2 separate regions of the Homo sapiens genome follow, and region 1 is linked to region 2. Evidence: chromatin loops called from intact Hi-C (ENCODE). Cell type or tissue: endothelial cell of umbilical vein. All regions are shown on one strand. Each heading gives the region's core, and the rest is flanking DNA. Links, peaks and the distances in the headings are about the cores only. Region 1 has its middle 34 kb from the start of PLAC1. Region 2 overlaps PLAC1 (placenta enriched 1).

The links. Peaks named below come from ENCODE experiments on the same cell type or tissue, not always from the same donor. Only the 100,000 strongest peaks of a DNase experiment are listed, where the experiment ranks them.
Region 1: a loop joins it to region 2, with 3 times the contacts of the local background. A loop is called at or near these places in 1 of 110 quality-filtered maps.

What each region holds. Positions count from the first base shown.
Region 1 is chrX:134,688,504-134,696,210 of GRCh38, forward strand. It overlaps a transcript of PLAC1 not described here. Among named protein-coding and RNA genes, the nearest start is that of PLAC1, 34 kb to the left of the region's middle. In endothelial cell of umbilical vein, for the core only: no CTCF peak of the experiment used is centred there; a DNase peak (open chromatin) is centred at 4,668; H3K27ac peaks cover 1,497 bases.
Region 2 is chrX:134,619,118-134,626,824 of GRCh38, forward strand. All of the region lies in intron 1 of PLAC1 (placenta enriched 1), which reads right to left. Among named protein-coding and RNA genes, the nearest start is that of PLAC1, 36 kb to the right of the region's middle. In endothelial cell of umbilical vein, for the core only: no CTCF peak of the experiment used is centred there; a DNase peak (open chromatin) is centred at 3,204; H3K27ac peaks cover 2,022 bases.

The DNA.
Region 1 (7,707 bases), core at 3,500-5,999, 71 kb after region 2:
AGGACACTAAATCCTTCTATGCATTAAAGCTCCAAGAAAAGACAACTGGAAATTACACCATGGTTTTTCTCTTTTTTCTTTCCAGAAGAGAAAATTTATAATTACTCACTTGGGCCAATCCCCACCCTTTCCTTGATGTTTTCTGGCTTTTAAGGCATTTAAATGCTTGTTCTCTTGCGTTCAAAGTCTTACACCACAATTTCTTTATGAAAACAATATGTCTTTCAAATTAATGCTAAACAAAAATGAATATGTCACTAGAACACCATCCTTGTGTAAAGTATCCATATTTAAAATGAGAGTTTAACGGCCTCTTTCCTGTAACCCAAGGGCCAATCTCATATTTCAAGCTGCTTGGAAACTACCTTTACTTGGATGTTTCTTTACCACCTCCAACTCTTTATGTCCAAAACCAAATGTTTCACCTTTGCCCCACATTATTTCTTCTTCCTTTGTTTTTCATTTCAGTTAAGGGCACTACTATGACTCTATCGTCCAGGCTTAAGAATCTTGAATCTGTCCTTTCATGAATGACTAAGTTCTGGCTGTTCTGCCTTTGACTTGCCTTTGAATGAGTCACTGATTTACCTTTGCCTCTTTATTCTTATTCCCACCATCCCAGTTCTGGTCCCTGTCATACCATGGCTGGATTCCTAGAAGAGCCCACTCACTGGTCTGGTTTCATTATATGCATCCTGTTGGTCACTGCTAGATTAACCTTTCTACAAGCCTGCTTTCACCATGTCACGCCTGTGCTCAAAATTCTACAAGGGCTGCCTATTGTTTACTATATCAAGTCCAAATTAATGTATTGTTCGAGAGGCTTCTATTACTTCAAAACATAACTGCTCCAGTTAGGGTTCCATTTTCACTATCTCCATACAAACCAGAAACCAAATTCATTTTTGCTGATAGAGTTTTGTGTTCATGCCCGTTTTCATCTCCTCTGACTTACAAATCCTTCCATCTTTAAGGGCCTTCATCAAGTCCTACTTCCTCCATCAAGCCCTCCCCAACTTCTCTAGCACCCACGGGTGTCTCCTGTGTCTGTTGCCGACACCGTGATATTTGAGCAATGAATCAGATGATATAAATTTGAAAATACTGACAGAGTTGGGAGACCTGGATATCAGTACTGGCCCTGCCACTGACTCAATGTGTGATGTTGGGCAAGTCCCTGCCCTTCTCTGAGCCTTGGTGCCCTCCTAAGTAAAATGAGGGAGTCAAACTACAATCATTTCTCAAACACCAGTCACTTGCACAGCACTTTCCTGATTGCCATATCTGCAGTCCGTCTCTACTTTTACCAACTTTAAACTTCTCTATCTTGCTTTTTAAAGTACATTTTATTGTGGTAAAATATACATAACATAAAATTTACCATTTTAAACATTTTAAGTGTACAATTCAGTGGCATTTGGTACATCACAATGTTGTGCAACCATCACCACCATCTATCTCCAGAACTCTTTTTATTTTCCCCAACTGAAACTCTGTCTTCATAAACACTAACTCCCCATTTCTCCCTCCCTGCAGCCCCTGACAACCACCACTCTACTGTCTCTATAAATTTGACTACTCTAGGTATCTCATATGAGTGAGATCCTTCAGTATTTTGTGTCTGGTATATTTCACTTAGCATAATGTCCTCAAGGTTCATCCATGTTGTAGCATGTGTCAGAATTAAATACACTTTTAATGAAAGAAAAGTATCATATCTGGGAAATCATAGTTTTGTGGAATGGTTATGGTCTTTCTAATACACACTAAAATAAACATATAATTAAAATATGAAGTTTGTGTGTTCCCAGTCCCAAGAGTACTGTGCCTCCCACTCTTCCAGAAACACCTGACTTGTTCACATATATGAGAAGATATGGATCACTGGGGCAGTGGTTTTCAAACATGGCTGATTATTAGAATCCCTCAGGTGGCTTTGAGAAAATACCAAGACAATATCCCAGACCTGCTGAGTCAGAATCTCTGGGGATGACCTGGAAGTCTCTGTGTTAACAAGCTCCTGAGGTATTTTTGGTGATCAACCAGGTTTGGAAGTCACTGTTCCATGGCTGACTTGAAGACAGGGCTCCAGGTCTACACCTTTTTTATATTTCCAATAGTGCAGGGCACAGAGGTCACACTCAAAAATATCATATTGATGGCTCATACCTGTAATCCCAGCACTTTGGGAGGCTGAGGCGGGTGGATCACGAGGTCAGGAGATCCGAAACCATCCTGGCTAACATGGTGAAACCCCGTCTCTACTAAAAATACAAAAAATTAGCTGGGCATGGTGGCAATGGTGGCACACACCTTTAGTCCCAGCTATTCAGGAGGCTGAGGGAGGAGACTTGCTTGAATCCGGGAGGCGGAGATTGCAGTGAGCCGAAATCGCGCCACTGCACTCCAGCCTGGGCGACAGAGCAAGATTCCGTCTCAAAAAAAAAAAAAAAAAAAAAAAAAAAAAAAAAAATATATATATATATATATATATATATATATATATATATATATATATGTATATATCATATTGACTGATATATTGAGAATCTCCAGAAATAGAAAGGAGACAAGACTTTAACTTCTTTCTTTTGAGCAGTGTTTCTTTTTTCTTTTTTTTTTTTTCACAAGTTCCTCTGTAAAATGGGGGTAATACCACCTACCTTACAGGGCTGCTGTGACTCAAATCTGATACATGTGGAGAAGCTATGGCTGTTACTATAAAAATTTCTTGTACATATCCTCTGAGGCCAGCATCATGCCAGGAGTTGTGGAAGAGTGGCAAGAAGTTTAAAACATGATTCCTGCTCTCACAGAGCTCAGGATCTGTTCGAGGAAACCAAACCAACCCAGATGGAACAAATGAGGAGCAATGACTTCCGAGCAGGGCAGGAATTCAAGCCAGGTGTGCTCTGGGCAAGCTTCATGGGTAAGACTTGAGCTGAGCCTTGAAGGAAAAATAAGATTTGGAGAGAGAAGCAGGAGAGGCCAGAATATTCCAAGAGAAAGGAACGGCATCAGACGTGGCTGAGGCGGTTACCCATGTGGTATATTTGAGTTGGCCCAATAAGGCTTGTCTCATCACACAACATGCCGAAATAACTCTGGAAATTTGACTGTTTAGAATTCTGTTCCTTAGGACGGCCCTTCTGGAAATGTAAACACACCTGGCTAGTTCGTGTATGACCTCACTTACACCTTAGTGTGCATTAGTTAAATAAGAATGCGTTCTCTCTAGCAGCTAGATGAGATGGGGGGCACTGAGGGATGAGACTCTGATTGGTAGAGGCCTAAGAAGGGGTCATTTTGAGCCATGGAAACAGTTTCTTCTGGGAATTCAGAAAACAGCCTGGGAGCCTGGAGAAGGTGGCAAGTGGGAGAGTTCTGAATTGTCAGCAACGACATCACTTTGAACATGAGCAAGGGACAAGTCCTAACCAGAATCCATTTCAAGCAGCTTCTTTTGTTGATGTGCTTGGAGGCTTTTGCAAACCAGGATAACATGCAGATGTATATTAGAAAAGCTTTGCACTTCCACATTGGACAAATGAAGATTTGTCACAGATGGGTTATTTCATTTGATGAGCATTTGGGAAGACGGATGGTGACAGGCATGGAGTTGTGGTTCTTCTGAACCAGGGTGTAATAGGCTCTTTCCATTCATTACATACCCAGGCTATCCTTCCCAGTCCCTTCAAAGTTTAACTACTTGGTCTTGACCTCAGGTTAGAAAAAAAGTTTCCTTTGCAAAGACTGTCCTTTTCCCCCCTAGAGACTGCTGCTCTCAGCAGAGCCTGTTTCTTGAATAGCTGTGATTAAAGATAGAGGCTGTTTCTCTTCCTTCTCTGGGCTCTGAGGAAGCTGGTCTTCCCCACAGGGCTGCATTTGGGGCATCTCCTTCTGGACAGTCCTCCATTTCCTGCATTTCCTGGTAAGGACACTAGTTAGCCCAGCCAGCCAGCCAGCCAGCCTTTGTTTGGCTTGGCAGATTCCTGGTTAACAAATGTCTTTAGGCAAAGACATTTAGGAAAATGTTCAAAAAACTTGATTCTGGGGCTTCAGGAATGAGCCTATGACCTATAACCCTGTCCACCTTTCGTTTTACTACATTCCTCACAGAGCCAGTACTCATCCTGTCTAAGGGACACGTTGCTTTTGGTGCTCCAATTAGGCATGCCCATAATCAATCATTGAGTTAACTCATAAATTATTCCTTCAGAGTCCACAATGTGCTAAACTCTGTGTGGCAGACAGAGGAAGTGAAAGGCAGGACCCTATCTTTGGAGAAAAATATTTCTCTCTCTCTCCCCCCACACGCACAACTCAGAGAAAACATTTAGCCTTGAGATAAGGTGGTAGATTAAGGGCAAAATTATTAGGGGGAAGGGGAGCAATCGGTGTCAACAATGTTTGGAAAAGGAAGAGTGAGATGCAGTAGGGGGAAGTGGCTGTAAGCTGGATTTGACAGATGAGCTGAATTTGAAAGTATACTAACTGTTTTATCATCCCATCACCCTTGAGTAAAAAATCTCAAACAATTCTTCACTGCTTCCAGCACCACATCCTGGCATTCAAGGCCTTCAATCACATGGCCCTGGCTTCCTCCTCCAACAGCATATTTTATTATTCCCTTCCACAGGCTTTACTGCCCACCCCCATGTATTTCAGGTCTCTAGACATCCTGACTCATCCATGTCTTGGCTTTCTCCCTGCTTCCACCATCACTCCCTTCCTGCCTCCAGCTCTCCAGTATTACCCATATCTCACCAAGTTCAAAAGTGATCTCACCCATGAACCCCTCCCTGCCAATACACTACTCAGTTATGTACGTTATAACACATAAGGCATGTCTCTTTCATTTGACACATCACATATAAACCACTTGCTGTAATAGTTAATATTGAGGCTTTTATGCTACCAGGCATTAGACTAAGCATTTTGCAAATATCACTGCATTTAATCCACAGAACAATCCTGCAAGGAAGATGCAATTATTATCCTTATTTTATTAGTGAGGAAATGAAGGCTCAGAGGGTTCACTGGGCCAACGTCATACAGTCAGTAAGTGGTGAAGCTCGCCTTCGCATAGCTTCTCCTGTCTTGTTACGTGGGTATGGAGAGGCACATCACAAGTACACCATTCTTATATGAGTTGGCTGATATACAGAAGAAATTGAGAGAGAGAGAGAGAGAGACAGAGAGCAAGATCATGTAAGCAATTGAAAATTATGTGGGCAATCCTAACTATTATTCTACTCAACAAGTTTTGCCCTGGAGTTAAATTGAGTTGAGAGACGTGAATCTGATGTTCCTTCAGATGGTGTCAGTTCCTGTGGGTTTCTCATGGTGAGATTCTCATGCTTAAATATGTGCGCTTTAAAAAATTCAACACAGCCTCTAAGTGCAAGCCAATTGGCTTGGTTCTCAATTAAAGAAAAAGTGATCTGGTACAAGGTTGTAGGGGAAAAAAAACAACTGTGTTTGACTTATTGAAAAATGGTATGTCTGTCTCTAATATTGAACCTCTCAAAGGAATTTTCGAGGTGCGTTTTGTCTATAAATGATTTTTTTTTCTCATCAAGAATCTAACCCCTTATAAGACAGGACTTTGCCATATGGGTCTTGTTTCCTCAACTGGTGTGAAAACTCTGTGTGAGTAGAGCCTGTGTCTAAACTTCTTTGTATCCCTGCCCCTAACAGTGCCTAGGAAAGTAACTTGAAACTAATAGGGGCTCAACAAGTCAATATCAAAAATTATTCATTAGACATGTTAATTTTTTTCAGCAAGTTTAAGGTTCCTAAGATACCCTCCAAGCTCCCTAGAAGATGGAAGGGAAGATTTGTGCAATAGCTTATATCCTATGACCTGTTGGCATCCTCTGTGCTATTTCTAGAAATGGAATCTGTCTGTTCCCATCCCTAGCTGGATCAGCTGAGCACCTGGCAATTTCCTATTGATGCCTGTTCAGCTGTCACCTTCAAACTCCTGGTTCTGTTTGCTCAATGCATCTCCTTGAGCAGGCCTGACTATTTTGGGTGTAAGCTACAGCTGTCAGCGTTTCAGGCATACCTCACGTATTTCTAGAATTAGTCGGAAATATTTGAAGCTTGAAAAAGTAACTATAATGTTCTGAGTACGAAGGAAATATTTAGGCAAGTATCAACTGGCAGCATATAATGCCAGCTAAGAAGAATCAAGTCTCTGGTGATAAAGGGAGATGAGAACAACATAGCCAACCCATCTTGGGTTACTTGCATTTTAGTACCACAGGGTGAGTTACCAAACTATTTATATCATTTTTATTAGCATACGATTGAGGAATTGACCAAATGTGAGATTGTTTGCTATAAATCTGAAATGACAGACTGACTGAATACATTTGCTTTGTCCTATTAGAGATCATCATAATTCCTCAACTAAAAAAGTCATTCTGGCTATACATACATCCTAAGGATGTTTTGAAAGTCAGGTTGTACCTCTTGACCTCATTCTTTTTAATGTTTGATAATCATTTCTGTACTCCAGTCTGATAGGATACAATACTGACCTGGAGCAATTACACTGTGACTCTGTACCAAATTATTAAGATATGATTAGTTCTCTTGGAGTCAGGCCCAGGAAAAGTAGAGAATAAATTTTGTGGAATGGCAAGGCCCCAATGCAAGAGATATAGGTGATAGAGAATTCTTCAGATTCCAAGATCCAGTTAAATTTGGTGATTTAATAGAGGCCAGGTCAATCATTTTTTCTTTTACATCTAATGCTTATTTTGGATGCCTTTATTTGGCTGTGCTGGGGGGGATATCAAATCCCTCTTCAATTTTGCCTTTTAATAAATTACCTTTTATAATATGTAATGGCAGAAACAAAAACTAAAATAACCAGAAAGCTCTCTAGCATTGAGACCCTCCAGATACAAGCTGTTAGTGGAACTAAAGGCTGTGGAAATGGAGGAAGTGATTGTGGTGCCTACAAGACAAAGACCAGGAACTCAAACTTTCAAAGGACCCATTACCTTCACTTTCTGTCTGTATCTACAGACTGCTTTCCAGATGATACTGATGCAGGTAGAATAAAGACTACACTGTGAAAAACACTTCTTTAGAGGCTAAGCCCAGTCATGACCATGGAGGAAAGTAAAACCTTAATGCTTGTCACCTTTAGAATCTTTTAAAAATTTACTTTTCATGGGAATATGTACCTTTGTGATCATTCTAATCCTGTTTCCTTACAGCCAATAAATTATTGATAAAAGTTTGCTGAATTAGATCATGTGCTGGAAAACTTGAAAACTTAAATTTTCAGCCCTAGCACTGATTCGCAGTCTAACCTTGACTTAATCAGTTAGTTATTTTCCCCTTTTGTAAACTGAAAGGCCATCTAAGAAACATCTGGTAAGTTTTAGATGAAAAGCACTGAGAAAACCCTTGTATCACAAGAGGGATTTTTTTTCTCCATCTAGGATTGCCAGATTTAGAAAAAAAAAAGACATCCAGTTAAATTTTAATTTCAGATAAACAATGACTTTTTTTGGTATAAGTATGTCCCATGCAATATTTGGGATATACTTATACAAAAAAAATCCATTGGTTATCCAAAATTCAGATTTAACTGGCTTTCCTGTATTTTATCTGGCAACTCTATCTACCACCACCCTTTTCCTGGAGCCTGCACTTTCCAAGACTTGGGCAATAGCAGAGGGACTT
Region 2 (7,707 bases), core at 1,838-4,337:
TGAAGCTGCATACTTTAGGACTCACAAACACAATTATAGTTCCACCATTTTTTTCACCCAGTTTTTCTTCACCTTTTTGGGTGTTAACCCTTTTGAGAATTTGAGGAAAGCTGTAGATCCTCTCAGAAAAGTATGTAAAAGCAAAAACACAATTCTGCACATAGTTTCAGAAAAATTCACCCAGCTTCCCATAGCTAGTCCAAGAGCAACAGACCCCATGTTTAAAACTCCTGCATTAAGAAAACCTAATTCTGGCTGGACGCGGTGGCTCATGCCTGTAATCCCAGCACTTTGGGAGGGCGAGGTGAGCAGATCACGAGGTCAGGAGTTCAAGACCAGCCTGGCCAACATGGTGAAACCCCATCTCCACTGAAAATACAAAAATTAGCCAGGCATGGTGGCATGCGCCTGTAATCCCAGCTACTTGGGAGGCTGAGGCAGGAGAAGCGTTTGAACCTGGGAGGCGGAGGTTGCAGTGAGCTGAGATTGCGCCACTGCACTTGAGCCTGGGTGACAAAGCAAGACTCCATCTCAAAAAAAAAAAAAAGAAAAAAGAAAAGAAAAAGAAAACCTAATTCTGTGTTTTAGAAAATGATAAACTAGAGATCAATGATTTCTTTAAATAACAAGCCGATCTAGGGCACAAAAATAAGGATTTGCTTTATGAAAATTTTGTTTTCAATGTCTAATTGCCTGCATGAGGTACACTTACAATGAACATATCTCTATTTCCCTAGTGCCCCATGCAATTAGAAATGATGATGGCACAGACGACCATCATAACTGTCCAGAACAGAAAGCTGGAAACTATAGGTACAGTAGGCAGTAAGTTTTTTGTTTGTTTGTTTGTTCATTTGTTTTGTCACTGGAGGGTGGACAGTGACTCATCAGATAGGAATAGCTTTACTGGATGGGGACTAGACTATATGACTTTATTAAACAGCACCATTCAGTATCATGAGTCAAAGGTTCTAAGACCCATGTAAACCTGGAGAAGACTCAGACCACAAGTCTGTTCCTGCTAAACAGCTTATGGCTTCATGAAAGGCCAGACACCTGATGGGACAAACTAAGTAGATACTGGCTGACTTACTTGAGTCTACAGTCAACCTTCTTATAGTGGCCCATGTTATTTCAAATAGCAACTGTTAGTTCCTTGCCAACTAGAGGTCCCATTGTTCTTTTACAAAAATATTAGATAATCCAAACCCAAGTCATTCCAACACCATTTCCCCCTGGCCTCTTGTATTTTGAGTTGACAAGTTCTTACCATAATCTTCAATAGCATTGTTAGTCCTAGCCTGATATTTCTTCTTCTAAGCCCACTTCCAGTGTTTAAGCCCTCATATAAAAGGTGCTTAGTTGTAAGTCATAGATCCTATGTGGTGGTCCTATAGAACTTTCTTCTTTAAAAACCTTTTTCATCTGAAAGTAAGAGGTTGTGTGGTACGTTAGAAGGAGCACTGCATGCGGAGCCCCTAGTTCCATCATCTATTGCCTCTCCACCTCTCCGATACTCAATTCCCTCTATCAGACAGGTGACAGTCCTTACCCTGCCTATCTCACAGGAGCCTCGAAAGATTCAAATAAGATAGTGAGTATACAGATAATGTATTAAGCGTAGTGTTAGAAAATGAGAACTCATAACCATTATTTCATTTAAGCTTCAAACCAACTCCATGAACTACGCAAATCCTTACCATTCTGTCATATATTAATTCACTTTCTTGACATATTCATTCATATATTCATTGCTTTCTTTTTCTCTCTCACTCTCACTTATTCAGAAAACATTATTACTAGGCACTATGTGTAGCTAAAGTATTTACTGAATCAGAAACAGGCTTAGAAAAGTAAGATAACACTTCAAAGCTTACACTTCTTGGGTCACCCTTCACACCCAAGGGAACTGGGACACTCCCTCCTTCCTTCTCCCCTCTCCTCTTGCCAGACCAGTTTGTTTTCCATTACTCCACATTGCCTGTTCCAGAACATTTCCCCCATTAGATGAAGAAATTTTTACTTGCTTATGAAAAATAGATCCTTGGCCAGGCGCAGTGGCTCATGCCTGTAATCCCAGCACTTTGGGAGGCTGAGTCTGGCGGATCACTTAAGGTCTGGAGTTCAAGACCAGCCTGGCCAACATGGTGAAATCCCATCTCTACTAAAACTACAAAAATTAGCCAGGTGTGGTGGTGCGCAACTGTGATCCCAGCTACTTGAGAGGCTGAGGCAGGAGAATCGCTTGAACCCGGGAGGTGGAGGTTGCCGCGAGCCGAGATCGTGCCACTGCACTCCAGCCCGGGCAACAGAGCAGGCTCTGTCTCAAAAAAAAAAAAAAAAAAAAAAAAAAAAAGAAAAGAAAATCCTCGGTCTTGTTTGAGACCTCGGAGGCAGTTAGTCCTGTTTTCTCCTTGTGAGCATGAGGGTGAGGCAGGCCTCTTGGACTTGAATCCTCAATGACTGAACTGTTTGAGTTGTATATGGCTTTCAGAATATGGCTGAGTATGTTCACTCTCTCTTTTTCCCTGCTGCCCTTTTCTATTTTGCAAGTTGTAAATAAAATCTGTCACCCCCAAATGCACCAGGTGTCTTCCACTTTCTAATTGAGCAAGGCAGACTCTTTTCCAGCCAACAGTCTTAAAATATTTACCCAAATTTTGGGTTCACTGGATTACTGCTTTAAGCTGGTGAGCAACCCAACTGAAGGTCAATGTTTGTTTCCTGAAGTTGTCCAATGGCCGTGTGGTACTCAGACCTGAAAATGATAACGTTACTCCAGATTGCAAACTCCCCAAGGTGCATCCTGGAGATGGAAGCCAGCCCACAATATTTTCTGATCGGTCAGCATAAGTGATCCTCTCTTTTGAGTTCAAGGTGGGCTCAGAATTGAAACTGTCTTGAGATAAAGCAGATCAGCCCCAATTCACCCCTGGGCTCTGAGCAGAGGAATGTGAAAGGCCCCTCCAGTCAGGGAAGGCATCTGCTCCGCTTGGCTTTGGGCTGTATCAGTTGGCAGATGAAGCTCTGTGCAAATGCTGGCCAGACCAAAATGGTGCCGAGACAGCCACAATGTTGTTTAGAAAAAAGAAAGGAAACATCTGCAAATCCTGCCTTGGTGCTGAGCGGGGACAGCCTGCTGCTTTTCCTCATGGGCCCACGGTGGGCTACCTCCTGACTGATCAGAAGGGTTCCCTGAAACAAATGCATTTGAAAGATATTTTCCATCCCCCTCCTCCCCCCTCCACAGGAAATTCTTGTGTTTAGTCATCCTTACTACATGGGCTGAGTCAGCAAGCTCTGCTTTAACCACAGCTGCTTTCAAATGGTAAGTTAAGACCAGTTAGTTGAATGAGGAGGCTTGGCTGAAACACTTTGACAGCTGGAGCTCCAAAATCGGATGGGTAAACTAGAGGAATTGCAATTTGGATACTGCTCAACACCTTCGAGTCCTTCTGGGTGGGCCTCAGTTACTTTTTTAGTACATTGATACCATGGAGCATTCCAGAACTAGAAGGGACAGCACTTTGAGTGCCTTAAGAGATAACTAAGGTGCAGTGGCAAGCTGTGTTGGCCTAAGATTTAAATCCTGGTCCTGCTAATAATTTGCTATATGACTATAGGGCAATTATCTCCTCCCTCTGTGTATTAGCATTCTCAATCCTTAAAATAGAGGTTTGGATATGATGACCTCTAAGGGTTCTTCCTGCTCTGGTGGTCTATGAAACAATCTAGGACAGATGGCCAGCCACTCTTTTCCCAATTTACCAGGGGAAGACACTACATAACCTGTTTTGGGAATGTGGCCCAGCATTTTATCTGTGTGTGGTAAAAATGTCTTCCCTGGGTCTAACCACAATCTGTTTTCTCTTGTTTGGGCCTCTGTAGACATGGAGCACCCTCAGGGAACATTCTTTTCTAAAGATCCTTTGTCAACTACAAGAGCCTTCACGTCTGAGCTCTGTTAAATCCTCTGCAATGGCAGACAATTGCTTATTGCTGGGGTCTCAATGAGCACACTTTCCCTCTCGTCAGATAGTTTTTCATATTTTTGGTCATTATCACTGACTTGTGAACCCAGGGACACTAAGGCTGGGCTAGTTGGACAGTAGCTCTATAGAAAAGGGAAAGTCATCTATTCCAGAGCAGATACAAGTTGTTCTCACAAAAGTTGTCCTAGACCACAAAGAGTCTTGGACACAAGAGGGAGGATGGCCCTGTGGAATCCAACCTTTCAACTCCTGGATCCATACTTGGACATTTGAGCCCAATGGACAAATAGTTAACATTTGCCGAGCACTTAATATGTGTGTGCTACACGTTGTTCTAAGCACTTTACATGCCCACGTGATCTTATCTAATCCTTGCAACTGTACTCTGCAGTAGTGTGATTATTATTCGTATTTTACAGATTAGGAACCTGAGGCACAGAAAGGTTAATTAACTCACTGGAGGTAAACAGCTAGTAAGCACTCTAATCCAGGAATGCTAGCTCAGGGATCTCTGCTCCACACCATTATGCTTCTGAGTGGGGCCAGCTGCATGGGAGGACTGAGGCTAGTACTGATGATTCTGGCTCCTGTGAGGGACAGCCCGCCCCACATGCCGCATGTGCCTGCATCTCTTGTCAGGTGTTGGTTCCTGCCCTGGTTCCCGTGGCATTCTGTGCCCCTTCTACATAGAAAGAAGCTTCCTCGTGCAGAGCTGCAAAGTGTTGACTTTACAACACCGGAAATGGGTCATGTTTTCCTTTTAAAAGGGAAACACAGGGAAAGAACATTATATAAAATTAGTTTCCCCAAACTAAAGAAAGAGTTGGAAAATAGCCACATTCCTCTCTGCTGATAAGTGCATTAGATTTATCAAGTGTCAGAGTTTGGGGAGAACTTGTAGCTTGTCTAGTCCAAGTCCTTCGTGTTACATATTAGGAAACTGAGGCTGAGAAAGTGGTATTAGATACATGCAGATCGAGGGCCAGGAGAGCTCTTAAAAGGTTGGGAAATGGACAGAAATGACACAGACTAATTTATAATTGCCCTTTAAGCCAACCCTACAAAGGAATCTGAAGGACGGATTCATCCACACTGGAGCCACTTTTTCCAGTGGGCTTCCCCAACCCCTTGCATAACAGGGATTCCATAAGCATGAGCTTCAAATGCACTGAGATAACACCCAGCTACCACATTCAGATGATCAAGGTCCATGGCTAAACGGTAATGTTCCTATAACCTTCCTTAACAGCAAACCTGCTTTCAGAATAGATCCCACATCAACAATCACAAAGGACTTTGGAAAAAGCCACTTCTGTTGAAAAAGAAGCTGATCAACCACTGGACTAATGACTGTGATACAAAGAAAAGATACCTCTCAAAGCCTACTATAATGAGAGCAGAATGGAGCCATCTTACTTTTCAGTATTGAATGTGCAGATGTTACTGAAATATTTTCAAGCCAAAGGCTTGTAAAGTATTACTTTAAAATAAATTATATGATAGTATAAATTTTCACTGATCTTAACACAGGAGTCAATATAGAAAAGCTAGAAGAAGAACCTGGGGCTTTGTATGTGGTTAAAACTGCCCAGGAATTGGCCCAGGGGAATAGTATCTTAATGGCTGTTTTCAAAGAAAGATCCTCTTGCATTCCCCAGTGTCAACCCACAATGTATTTTCCAGTATCTTCCTCCTAAACTCAGAAAAAAGGTGTCAGCATTTAAAAATACAAAGTACACAATGGGAGATCTTGCCTAATTTGCCTGCTAATGAAGCAGATAGATAGATGACAGATAAATGATAGATAGATAGATAGATAGATAGATAGATAGATAGATAGATAGGAGAAACCTTATTAAGTATCATGTCTCCTAGGTGCAACTACAGCTAGACTCAAACAGATCTTTAAAAGATCCACATCGTATTTTGGGGCATGATCTATTACAGCCTACTGACTTTCCCACATAGAAAGTCAGCCACATACCATCTTACAAATAACCAAATGAACTCCCCTTCATTTTATATGATAGCTGAAGCCTGATTACCTTTCATAATCAGCCAATATCTTAATTCATCCCAGGTTGCAGCTGGGCTCCAGGAACATGGAAGAAGCTTGGTTTAGGAGGGAAGGCAGAGGGTGAGAGAAATGGGGTATATGTGTACATGTGCATGGCACACAGAATCACTTTTGAAGATTTTTATAGGTAGTCAGTACTTCTAAGCTAGAAAAAACCTGCCTTTGTAGTGTTAGGGGATGACATTTCATTGCAAAAATAAATGATTTGGTCATTACCATTTCATGGTTGCTGGCAACCACCCTCCTCTGCTTTCTAACAATTTCCATTTTAGGCACTGACAAGCCCTTCAAAGTGATTCAGCCAAATATCCACCCAAAGTTGCGTATTTGGCAGTTTCAAACTGAGAAATCTGGGTCCTCTGGGCAAAAATGTCAGAAAGGGCTCCCTCCTTCTTTGTCAATTGTGAAACAAACAGATCACCATGAACAGTCACTGGGGGCTCCTTGGGCAGCCATGCCGAAGGAAAGGGAAAGAACGGAAGTTGTTGGCAGGGGCTGCTTCCTTGGCTTCAGTTTTTGCTCTCTCTCCATTGCTGCTTGCACTTTTCCTGAAGGCCAGCACTGCCTCAATCTTTAACCCTAACCAAGGCGAGGCACTGCTTTTCCACAGGCAAGTGTCCCCTGCAGAAAGAAAGTGATGACCAGGAATGGAAATCACTGGGAAATGGGTCTCGGAGGCTGTAGGGTTTAAGAATATTTTGGAAGCTCACCTCATCCAACTGGCTGAAACTCGCAGGCTATCACCATGCATCCTCACTGGGGAACTTTCAGGCTGGTCTCTGGAACCCATCTGGTCCTCTGTGCCCTGAGCAACCACAAAGCCTAGAGCACTTTGGTTTGCACAGTGAGGAGCAAAAAGTGGAGCAGATTTCAGGGAGCCTCCTGCCTGACCAGCGACTTCAAGAGCCTGAATCCCAAAAGTGCTTTCACACACGTTCCCTTCAGCCTGAAAGGTGGCTCCCTTCTCTTTATTCAGAACTCACTCTAAATGCCAGGCCACCATGGCGACACCATCCTGACCCTTAGTCCATGCCCCACCTGTATTTTTTCTTTTGCCATCTGTAATTCTATATTTGTGTGTTTACTTGCTTTTCACTCACCTTGCCTATGAAACAGTAAGCTCCCTGAGGGCAGGGGACACTTCTGTTTTGTTCAACAGTTTACTCCCAGTGTTTATCAAAGTACCTGGCACATAGTAGATGCTCAGTAAATATTTGTCAAGTGAATGAATAAAATAGTGGTATTCTGTACCTAGTTCATTTTGTGGAAATTTAAAAAGTAGGCCTATTGTCTCCACACATAGGTCTCTCCAATAAAAGCTTGCATTGGATTCTGTTGTAACCCATCTCTCTGGGAGAGACAGCTTGCCTCAGCTATCTTCTCTCCCCATCTACTCCCTTCTTCTTACTTGGCTCATGACACCCAGGATCTGGCACCAGGGCCTGGTAGCTTTTTGGCCAGAGGCAGTTAGTACTGGGGAGGTGCCAAGCAGAACTGGCTCTGCTAGCAGTGAATCAAACTTATCACTTGGAGGGACAGACCATTATACTTCATAATAACACTTGAGTTTACCTTCCCTTCCCTTTGGGAGCTGTTTTAAAGAAGTTATTTAAATCCCCTAACTAAAAACAATAGCCA